Linked DNA regions of Mus musculus: all the other regions are linked to region 2. Evidence: chromatin contacts called from ENCODE Hi-C data. All regions are on one chromosome and are shown on one strand. Each heading gives the region's core, a stretch centred on a gene start or an enhancer-like site at or near the end of the contact. The rest is flanking DNA. Distances are from core to core; before and after follow the strand shown.

Region 1 (3,782 bases), core at 167-2,666, 250 kb before region 2:
TGCTCTTCATTAGTCAATGACAACCCACATCATCCCGTCGTGGAAGAGAAATCAAAGGTGCACGTGTGTGAATGAGAGTAACTGATGAAACTGATTAGTACTAGGCTTAACGGCTATAATCAATCAACACATCAGAGTCCTCAGCTTCAGCGGAGCAGGAGACAGGGAAGTAGAAGGAACGCTCGCTCCTTCGGGACCAATGGCCTGCTCCTTTAGAACACTCACACGGAAGAGCTAAGAACACACCAGCTCTAGACACTATTCATTTAGCCACCATTTCCCGAAATGTAGCCAAATGGATTCGGACACTCTCCTCGTCTCTGCTTCCATTAGCTCATAAAAGCACTGTACCCCTCACGTCTCGAGTCCTCAGTACAGCAGGTCAATGCCTCCCCTTCCACAGAGGCAGTATGCTGCTGCGTGCACGGCTGCAGCGGTGACAGTCCACAGAGGCAGTATGCTGCTGCGTGCACGGCTGCAGCGGTGACAGTCCACAGAGGCAGTATGCTGCTGCGTGCACGGCTGCAGCGGTGACAGTCCACAGAGGCAGTATGCTGCTGCGTGCACGGCTGCAGTGGTGACAGTCCACAGAGGCAGTATGCTGCTGCGTGCACGGCTGCAGCGGTGACAGTCCACAAGCTCCAGAAATGAGCAAGGTGTGTGACTCTCACTACAGCAGATAACTGCAGTGAAGAAGAACACACAGACACAGGCACAAGCAGACATGGGGGAGGAGGGTGGTGAAGCACGAGGCTGCTAGCGGCTTGGGAGGGATCCGAGAGGGGAAGAAAGGTCAGGTGGAAATGAGCAGAAGCTCTTGTGTCTTCCTGGTCGCTGAATGTGGAGGAAGAGGAAGAAACAAAGCTTAAGTTCAAATGTGGTAGAAGAAGAGAAGACGTGCTCCTTTGGAAGAGAAGCCACCACATTCATCTGGTGAATGCCAGACAGACCGGGTCTAGTGAGCTCTTTCATACTGCGGTGGAGCTTGGCATGAAGGGTTACAGGCTGCTAAGGAGAGGCTGAACAGTGCCCTTTCCCTCACCAAGCTCTTCGAGCTGCACACCGTCTCTCAAAACCAGAAGCCCTGCCTGTCTCCCTCACTGCTGCTAAGCATCATTTGGAAAGGATAGGAAATTATTGCTTTGTTTAACACACAAATATTTTACATTGTAAGGGGAAAAACACTGGCTAAGTTTTCTGAGTTTGTAGAAATGCTGAATTCATGTTTTCTGTGTAACCACAGATTAGAAACATGGATATATCAATGACACTGTGTGTTTCTTTTTTTTTTCTTTTGCTTGCTCAGTTTGCCAATAAGCAGCATGCATCCCCCTTGGAACAAGCTGTCACGGAATTTCTACCTCCAGAGAAGCCAAAACGGAGCACGTGATAGATGCTGAGACGTGAGCTCAGCAGGGAGGGCAGTGGTGCTGTCCCTGCAGCGCATGCGTGGCAATGATGTCCCTGCAGCAGTGTGCGTGGCCTATGCTGGCAATGCCGAGAGAAAGCCGGCAGGAAATGTTTACACACAGAAACAAACCTGTAATATACCCTGAGTCTTATTAAGGGTAAATTAAACCACGGAAAATATATTTACTGGGATGGATGGGCTTGGGCTGAGGCTTGAAAGATTTAAAAAGCTAGGCAGAACGGATTAAACAAAAGAGAGACATGTTTTGCACACTCTGTGGTTCATGTTACAGGCACTAATCTTGACAAACGACATCAGGAACCTTTATCGTTTCCTCTCACTAACGCCCTTCCTGCTCGCTCTGGCCCACGACCAGCTTCTCACTGCCATCCATCTTTCTCTTCCCCCGGTTAGCATCCTTTCTGAATCTGCTGTGTGAATGTCAAATTAAGAAAACTTGTCTTTTGCCTAGAATATTTTCTTGTTTTTATCTGCAGCTCTGGAAGCCCACCTGGGTGCCATTTCATATCGTGCTAAGGAGGGGCTGGGGCTGTTTAACTATCACAGCATGTGCATTTGTTGTCTGAGGGCACGTTAGATGAACAACTCATTCTCCAGGAGCTGGGGCGACAGACTCTGGAATGAGCTGAACTCTAGAGAACTGGAGTTCATCTAGCACAGGCCAGCTCTGGCCAAGCTTCCTTTGGAAGTTCTATCCTGGCAAACTTTTGCAAAGCACAGAAACTAGAGGCCTTTGTCAGGCAGCGGTATGCCAGTCACCTCCTGGACAGAGGACAGGTGTGTGTGTGTGTGTGTGTGTGTGTGTGTGTGTGTGTGTGTGTGTGAGAGAGGGGGGGGGGGAGAGAGGAGAGCGAGCGAGCAGGAGCACAGCAGAGGGAAGCAGGGCTTACCGTGGAGAAAGGAATGCACAGAGAGAGGCAGAGGACAGCTCTCAAGGACTGATCACAGGGTCCTCCTCACTAGGCTCTTCTGTCAAGCTCACTGGACTCCTGACCTACCTCACAAAGCCCTCATTCTCATCTGGCCAGCAGTTAGAGGGGAAAATGGGTGAGCCACCTCCATCAGGTAAGCACATAGCAATGCTTATACAACCTAAAACCAAGCAACACAAAGAAAACAAAACCAGGAGCCTTACAACTCTGTCCTTTCTGCTCTCATGGGTAGGAAGATCTACCTTGGATTAATCTTCCTATAATAAAAACCAGCACCACACAGGAACGGCCAGGAAGCCATGTCCCTTTGGTGAGGCACTCATGTGAATATTTACGTTTATGTTATTTGTTCTAACCTATCAGTGGTCATCTACAGATAGATTAGAGTGACTTAACTTCACACACAGCAGGCCAGTGACAAAGAACCAAAAATAGCCATAAGCAGGACCCCGAAGTTCATGCCCTTATACGTCATTAACAAAGCCAAAGAAGCAGCACGAGCAATCAAAGGGCCAGAAGCGTCCATCGGGCCAGGACCCGCCCCGCCTGCCACCTGCCCTGCACAGCCACGCTCCCCGTCTTCAACCTTGGCTGCGCGTACAGCATGGGCAGGAAAAAGCTGACAGAACCCTTGGTGGTCAACGGAAGTTGAGTTTTGCTAGTAATCTGTGAGGCAAGGCCAGTGAAGCCAACACACAGGCCTCTCAGGGGTCCGCAGTGCAGGGACTGGTGCCGACTCGCTTGGCAGAGCCAGGGGATCAGATATGGCACATATTTGTATGTCCAAAAGCCATTCTCCTTAAAACCCTGCAAGGAGCTCTTAGACTATAACTTAGGAAACTGTCACAGTCAAAACATCACCAAATTGGCTATAAGAGGACATCGACAGCAAACACTTCCACAACGTAACCAAAATGATACCCACGCAACCTACCTACAAGGAGGGTGGACGCTCTTTGCTCTGGCCTTTAATGGAAGGTAAGAAACAGGGAGGAGGTAAGTAGAAAGCAGACCTGGTAATGGCACCGGGGCAAGATGGCCACACAGAGCAGCCTGCACTCCTGGATTCTGTCCCAACTTCTGCTGTCTCACACAGGCACCTGAGATGTGGGGCATGGCTAGTGCTAAGCAAGGAGGCAATTCATGTCCCTAACAGGAAATCTCCACCCACTTTTCAAGAACTCATGAAGTGAAGACACCAGGAGTGACAGGTGTGCCGAGGCCATCAGGACTCTGGAGCTGAGCCTCAGACACTCACGGGGCTGGGCCTTGGCCTCCCAACACAACCGCAGCAGGCAGCACAAGAGCATCAAGAATCTGAATCAGCCTTCGGGACACTTTACTGCAGTGCCGATCTACATTAGAAGGTTTACTCGCTAGTTAACAATTTCATTATCAGGGCAGAGATGGAGAGAAAT
Region 2 (3,376 bases), core at 743-3,242:
AATGGATCTCTCCCCAGCTATTCTTAGGAACGAATCGATGTTATTTTACAATATTTCGCCTCCGCCCGTTGTAAATCTGGGTCTTATTCTTGCTGGTAAACATCCAAACTCCACCAGCCACGGCTGTCACAAAGCTAACCTCGGTTTTTGGGTTTTTTTTTTTTTTTTTTTTTGGTTTTTTTTTTCCCCCTGCCTCCTCCTCGCAAGGGGAATGGGAAACCGACCGAGGCCCGAAGAGAGAAAGTTCCTCTCTCCCCGCGCCCACTCAGGGCACACCGTGGGCGCCGGCGGAGTCAAGCCGGGCCCCGGAGCCCGCTGCCCCGAGAGCCCTCCCCGGGCGGGCGCGGCCTGGGGCACCGAGGTCCCGTCCCGGGCCTGGCACGGGAGCGCAGCGCGCAGCAAGGGCGCGGGACACCCCGGCTCCCCAGCCCCGCCAGCTCCGGCCCCGGCCCGGCGGCGCCGCGCCCCCGCCACCCCCGCCAACCGCCGGGAAAAGTACCCGGCGAAGAAAGAAAGTCGGGCTCGCGGCGCGAGGCCCGGGCGGAAGCAGGCCCGGCCGGGCGCGGGGGTTACCTGGGATCTGCCCATGGTCGGTCCGGGGGTGCCGGGGCTCATCGCCGGGTGACTCCTTTGTTGCGCGGCCGCCCAGGCCGGGCTGGCAGCGGCGTACTGGGCGCCTAGGTCCTTGCCCAAGCCCATGCCCGCGGCCGCCTGCTGGCCACCCGCCGCCGCCCCCGCCGCCGCCTGGGACTGGGGCTGCGACGGCGGCGGCGGCGCGCTGGAGCTGCTGTAGTCGGGGTAGCTACCGCCGTAGCTCCTCATCATGGGGCTGGGTGAGGTGAGCAGCTGGTTGAGGGTCGGTGTAGCCCCCGACGGGTGCTGGTTCTGGCCGGCGAAGCGCTGGAAGCCCCCCGCCGCCGCCGCCGCGCCGGCGGCCGCCTTGCTGAGGCTCGCGGCCCCGCCGCCCCCGGGGCCCATCATCATGCCGCCGCCCTGCTGCCGCGGGGAGCTCAGCACCCCGTACCCCGAGGACGAGCTCCCATAGCCGCCGCCACCGCCTCCTCCTGCTGCTGCTGCTGCTGCCGCCGCCGCCGCGGCCGCCGCCGCCACAGCTCCGGCTCCTGCTGCCGCTGCCGCTGCTCCTCCTGCTCCTCCTGCTCCTCCTCCTCCTCCACCTCCTCCGCTGCCTCCTCCTCCTCCGCCGCCGCCGCCGCCGCCGCCCGCGCCGGGCCGGCTGTAGCCCGGATAATGGTTGTACTGGCTGTTGGGGTACCCTTCGTGGGAGTTCTGCAGGGGGTCCATGCTGCTGGGGGCCCCGGCGGCGGCAGAGGCGGAGTGCATCATCCCCATCCCGGGGCTTTGTTGTCCGCCATGTTGATCAAAGCAAGGCCCAGCGCGGCCGCCGGGGCCGCCGCTAGCAGGGGCAGCGCTGCCATAGTAATTATTAAACTCCGAGACGGCCGCTGGGCCGCCGCCGCCCCCGGGCACGGCGACCGGCGCGGGCTGCTGCTGCGCGCCCAGGCCCGGGTGCTCATAGCGGCTGCCCGCCGGCTCCCCCATCTTGGGCGGCGCGTCGTCCTCGTCGCCCGGTTTGCTCAGCAGAGGCTGGCCCTGCGGGTCAGCCTGATTGCCCGCGACACTGTCCTTGGCGCCTCCATGTTGCGGCTGCTCCATGTCCGGGCCGGGCTGAGGCGCGCCGCCGCCCGCACCGCCCAGGCTGTTGTTGGCAGTGGGATGCTGCTGCTGCGGCGGTGGCGGCGGCTGCTGCTGCTGTGGCTGCGGCGGCTGCGGCTGCTGGAACTGGTTTAGCTGCTGCTGTAGTGCGTGGTGGTGGTGGAGGTGGTGGAGGTGGTGGGCATGGTGGTGGTGGTGGTGGTGGGCATGGTGGTGGTGGTGCTGCTGATGGGGCGGTGCAGCGGGGGCCTCGCCAACGGCTTTCAGTTTGTGGTTGGGGAGCAGCCCGGTCTCCATGGTCGAGCCGGGGCCCGCCGAGGAGGAAGAGGCCGCGACGGCGGCGGAGGAGGACAGCGCGGCGGCGCTTCCACCCTCCTTGAGAGCCGCCTCGGAGCGGCCGCTCTGCGCGCTGTTGGAGCTGGCGGCCGCCGCGGCGCTCGCGCTATGGGCCATGTTCAGGTCGTGACGGGGGTGCAGGGGGTGGTGGTGCACATTATTCAGGCCGCCGTCGCCGCCCCCCAGGATGGGGCCCGGAGCCGCCACCGCGCCGCGCGCGCCCGTCTCCAGGTCCCGGGCCCCGGGCGCCGGCCGCGGCCCCGAGGGCGCCCGCCGCTCGCCGCTGCCCGCCCGCGCCCGCGCCGCCGCTGCTGCCCGCGCGGCCATGATCGCCGCGGCGTGGCGCGGCCGGGCGGGGTGGGGGGAGACAATGTCCCCACTCGCAGCCGGCCGCCCCTCCTGCGCGCATCCACGCGGCCCGCGGGGAAGCGCGGTGCCCTCCCCACCCCACCCCCCGCAGCCCCGGGCCGCCCGCCGGGGGCGCGCCTTTGCGCTCGGGGGCTCGCGCCCGCTACGGCCTGAACGGGCGGAAAGTTTTTTAGTTCCGCTTGCAATGAAACTTTTCTCTCTCCCTCCCTCACTCTCGCTCGCTCTCTCTCTCTCTCTTTTTCCCCCCTCTCTAACCCGGATATGGGGGGGGGGGGGAAATGCACGACTTGCCTGAGCCTAATCGGGCCCAGCGCGGCGTGAGGGAGCCGAGCGAGCCGGAGCAACTATTATCCGCTTCTCTCCGAGGGCTGCTGCGCACTCGCAAAACGCGGACTGGACTCGGCCCCGGGCGCCGCCGCTGAGCGCACGTTCGCCCGCCAGCTCGCCCCGCTCACCCGGCTGGTCTCGCCCGGCCTGGCGCGGAGGGCCCGGCCCGGGGGAGCGAGGGGAGGGGGGGGGGAACCGGCTGCCGGCGCTCGGGGCCCGAAGCTGCTCGGTCCCCTCGTGCCTCCGGTCTCCCTGCCAACCCGCGCGCGGCCCTGTGTTTGTTTTCACGTCTAAAGGGAGCGGTACGAAGGTGGAAAACGAGTCTGAAGAGCAGACAAAAGAGGGAGAAGGGGCTGGGAAGCAAAGTTGTCTGTTGGGCCTCAGAGGTGGCGAGGAGCCGGTGGAGAAGAGAAACACTCAGGCAGGCCGGGCAAAAGCACTCGGTCTCTCTCAGGAGTTATGTAATTTTTCACAACCTTGGCCTCTGCGCCTGAATTTCAGGCCATCGGCTTAATTCCCACAACTTCATCCAACTGAGAAATTATGAAAGACTTAAGTGAAGGTTAAGCAGCAAAGACTGCTGTGCCGTGTACACAGCAGGCACTCAATAATTGCTTATGATTCACCACTCCGATCTAAGGTGGTGTTTATATAACTCTTTTTAAAGGCA
Region 3 (3,561 bases), core at 1,046-3,545, 130 kb after region 2:
GTGCAGGTTTCCAAGCAGAGGCCAGCCTGCAGAGAAGCTGGATAGAAGGGGCTGGTTTTAGAAAAAGTAGAGCGACAGCTCTTTATCATACATGAGGGGAAGAGGGGAGAGGAAAGAAGTGGGGTGAATGTGAACAGGAAAGAAGCAGGAAAGAAAAAAAAAACCCTCACAAACCACGTCTATCTCTGCTAAACAGAAAGGAAACGAGTCCAAGGCAGGGTGGGGAATCTGGATTCAGACCAGAGGGATAAGTTGGCGTCCACAAGGAGAGAACCGACAAGCTTCACAGAGAAACTTGAGAATACCCTCCTGTGAGCAGGAGGCTCTACCCCTGTGAGCTCTCCTCCCTTGTCATTGGCTGAATTGGCTCATCCTAGATGTTCAATCTTAGTGCAATTAAAAGACATTGAGTTCATAGCCTTACCTCATAAGTTTAATTTTCTAATAGGGATTTTGCTCACTTATGAACCTTATTTCTGTATTCCTTTTGCTTTGACATCTGCTAAATAAGGCTGACTAGACAATTGGGTATACCTTCACTCTACAGGGTTGATAAGAGTTTAAACTAGTTGGCTTTCATATTTGAGGGTAGAAATGTATTCAGTTTTCCTGGTTGCTCCTTAAAACCCGGTAGGAGCCTCACGGTCTAAGGTGAATAGGCCTGAGTTGGATCACATGGCTGCCCACTAAAGCTCTGATCTGTGTTGGCTGGGCTAAGTTGGGCAAGCTCTTTCCCTGGTCTGCAGCAGTGGTGTAGTAATGGTACAGATGCCAAAGGAGGTGCCATGAGAAGTGAGCGGAATAACCCACAAAGCCCAGCATGGTGCGGGCATGTGCCAAGACTTGGAGATTACCTGCAGGTGGAGAGGTAGACAGAGACTTGGACAACAGCTGTGCCTGGAGTAGGTTTAAGATACTATCTTCTGGGATCTTTGAAAGGTTCCCGACAGAGCTGGTATCTTTCCCCTAATACCCAGTGATGTGTTTATAAAAAGATAAAGAGAGGAGGGGATATGTTCTATGGAGGTGTGGTGAGGTGTGGGGGAAGGGGGTGCCTCAGCGGGCCCATGCCAAGGCATCCCTTCCCCTACATGATGGTATCGTATAGAATAGAGTTTATTCAGGGCATGGAGAGGTGAGTTAAGAGGGGGAGAGAGAGAGAGAGAGAGAGAGAGAGAGAGAGAGAGAGAGAGAGAGAGAGAGAGAGAGAGAGAGAGAGAGAGAGAAAGAGGAGGAGGAGGAGGAGGAGGAGGAGGAGGAGGAGGAGGAGGAGAGAAGTAGAAAGTAGAAGAGCAGAGGCCAGCCATGAGCACGTGGAGAGAGGGGGTGAAGGGGCGAAGGGACAGAGCTGGAGCAAAAAGAAAAGCCGGCAAGAGAGCGAGGAGGGGGCAAGCAGCCCTTTTTATAGTGGGTCAGGCCAACCTGGCTGTTGCCAGGTAACTGAGGGGTGGAGCTTAGACACAATGCTAACACCCAGAGTTTTCTGCGTGGGTGTTGTGATATGATTTGTACCTCTCAGCTCTTCCTTAGTTAACTCTGTTCTTTTGTTACTAAGTGTTTGGTGTAGAAGCGCTCCCTAGGAGAGCCCTCCCCTCCTCCCAGGCTTTTGGAAGCCCGACCCTGCTTCCTCTCCCAGATTCCTTACCCACTCCTGCTTGCTCAGACATGTGTCTGCGTTCAGACTTCCAAAAATATGACATCTGGAGCCCATGGGAGGTGGGTGCCGATGGTGGTGGAGGAATGAGAGGAGGAACTTGGGTAGGAACTCCTGTGGGACCAGTGAGCCTGGAGGGCACAGAGGCCACATCCCCTGCCCTCTTGCATAGATAGCAGGCTGCTTGCTGCAGAATCCGACTCTCACAGGCGGTGAAACTGGCGGGGAAAGGGGCTAGAGGATCACTGGTTGCCAAGTCAGGGTTGATTTCTGGTTGCATGTAATCGTGGATGCACACGGGAATCCCTACCCCCCACCCCAGTGTGGTGGCACACGAGGAACAAATGTTAAGTCTGAGCGTAGTTTGGGTTGAATGGTTTGTCTTAGGGATCAGGCCTTTCGTCCTTTTTTTCTCCTTGTGAAGGATGGGAGGCTGTGAAAACTATTTTATGCAAAGTAAGGCTGTCTACATTCTCTGCCGAACTGTAGAAGAAAAAGCAGTCTGTGAGAGTTTCCTTCTCCCAGAGGCTGGGCACGTCCATGTGTGTACTGCTTTTGATGAGATCTGCTGTTTTGCCCACGGCAGTCATCCGTAAAAACACCCCTTTCCTACGCACAGCCTTCAAGCCTCTGTACGCCGTGCGCTTTGCTCTTTATTTTTCTCATCAAAGCCAAGCAGAGCGGTGGTTTGCCTCGGTAAAACCTCTCCTCTTTTTGGCTCTCTGCCTGGTTCTTCCCAAGCTACTTGGAAATAAAGGGGGAAAAAAAAATTCAGACTAGTTTCTTTTTGTTCTTGACTGATTCATGGGTGGAGGGAGGAAAGGATGGGTTTTCCGTCTGAAAACACAGCACGGAGTTCCAGCAGGTTTACCATTTTTCTCTGCCCTGAAAGTGTGGCCCCAGAACAGCGCCAGGTACACAGCAGGTGTCTGGTGAGAGCAGAGTCCGGCACAAAGCATGTATGGGCTCTGTCCTGTCTGCGTGTAGGTGCCTTCGAGCGAAATCTTGGAGCGTATTCACACACATATAAATTAAACACGTTTGTGGCTAAGCTCCTGTGTGTCTAAAGCCTTTTTCATAGCGTGCTGTGATATAAATCAGTTTCAATAGTGTTCAGCCCCAAACAAGAGTTATGTAGGGGCAGGGAAATCAAAGCAGGGTTTTCTTAATTATAGCACTAGATTGAGAGAAGCTATTGACTTGCGGGATCTCATTATTTGTCTTTCTGTCTATCCATATATCCATGTGACTAGGGTAGTCAAGGGGTCAGAAAGGAACACGGCTAGAAATATGGTACCTCTAATGGCGCTGATAAGAATCGGAATTGGCCTGAAGCTCAGCGGCAGGTTGTCTATGGCTAGATGAAACCAAGCCAGCGGTGCTGGGAGGAAGAACTGTGTGTACGGGTTTGCTAATATCACCGTGTGAAGAAAGAGGTTTGTTGTCACATGTGTGCTTTGAAAAACGGAGAAACCAAACCAAATTAGCCAACCAACCAAACAAAGCTGGGAAAGGAGACTCTTACGTGTTTCCAAAAAGGAAAATTCACTCTGGCCTCCCTTCCAATGCTGAGCTCCTGCCTGAGAGGAGGAAGCCCATTAAAAGAACGTATGTGTGTCTAGGACAAGGTCACAGACTTATTGGTTTTCTGAGGCACAGCATAAATACAGCAGACAAAGAGAATTGGTTTGCCTTTCCTGATGCCTTGTTCCATCCTCGAGGCTGAAGTGTGGGCAGATTTCTGATGCTGGCTGTATCTGTGCACAGTGGGGCCCAGAGTCAGAAGTTTCAAAATTAGGGAAGAGTCAAATGTTGCTGCAGCAGATAGATCTATCACCTAGACACACACTTCATTCATTGTGTCCATGACTACACTCTTGAACAATTGGTGAGGTTGCTCAGATGGG

The links. A loop is a pair of places that touch in the nucleus more often than their neighbours do.
Region 1: a map of heart shows a loop between it and region 2 (2.5-fold over the local background). The contact joins the enhancer-like site here to the promoter of Arid1b in region 2. A Hi-C loop is called at or near these places in 1 of 37 maps with a recorded cell type or tissue (heart).
Region 3: a map of adrenal gland shows a loop between it and region 2 (3-fold over the local background). The contact joins the enhancer-like site here to the promoter of Arid1b in region 2. A Hi-C loop is called at or near these places in 1 of 37 maps with a recorded cell type or tissue (adrenal gland).

What each region holds. Positions count from the first base shown.
Region 1 is chr17:5,247,106-5,250,887 of GRCm38, reverse strand. The region is part of intron 5 of Arid1b (AT rich interactive domain 1B (SWI-like)); the gene reads right to left. Among named protein-coding and RNA genes, the nearest start is that of Gm34854, 25 kb to the right of the region's middle. Within about 2 kb of position 1,416, at least 2 of the 3 ENCODE cell types and tissues checked have a DNase peak (open chromatin) inside an H3K27ac peak, as active enhancers do; they include heart, where a contact is called at or near this core.
Region 2 is chr17:4,993,690-4,997,065 of GRCm38, reverse strand. It overlaps Arid1b (AT rich interactive domain 1B (SWI-like)), which reads right to left and starts at 1,992. Exons shown (of 20, transcript NM_001085355.1): 1 at 574-1,992. The coding sequence starts at 1,971.
Region 3 is chr17:4,864,533-4,868,093 of GRCm38, reverse strand. No RefSeq gene overlaps it. Among named protein-coding and RNA genes, the nearest start is that of Gm34507, 42 kb to the left of the region's middle. Within about 2 kb of position 2,295, at least 1 of the 3 ENCODE cell types and tissues checked has a DNase peak (open chromatin) inside an H3K27ac peak, as active enhancers do.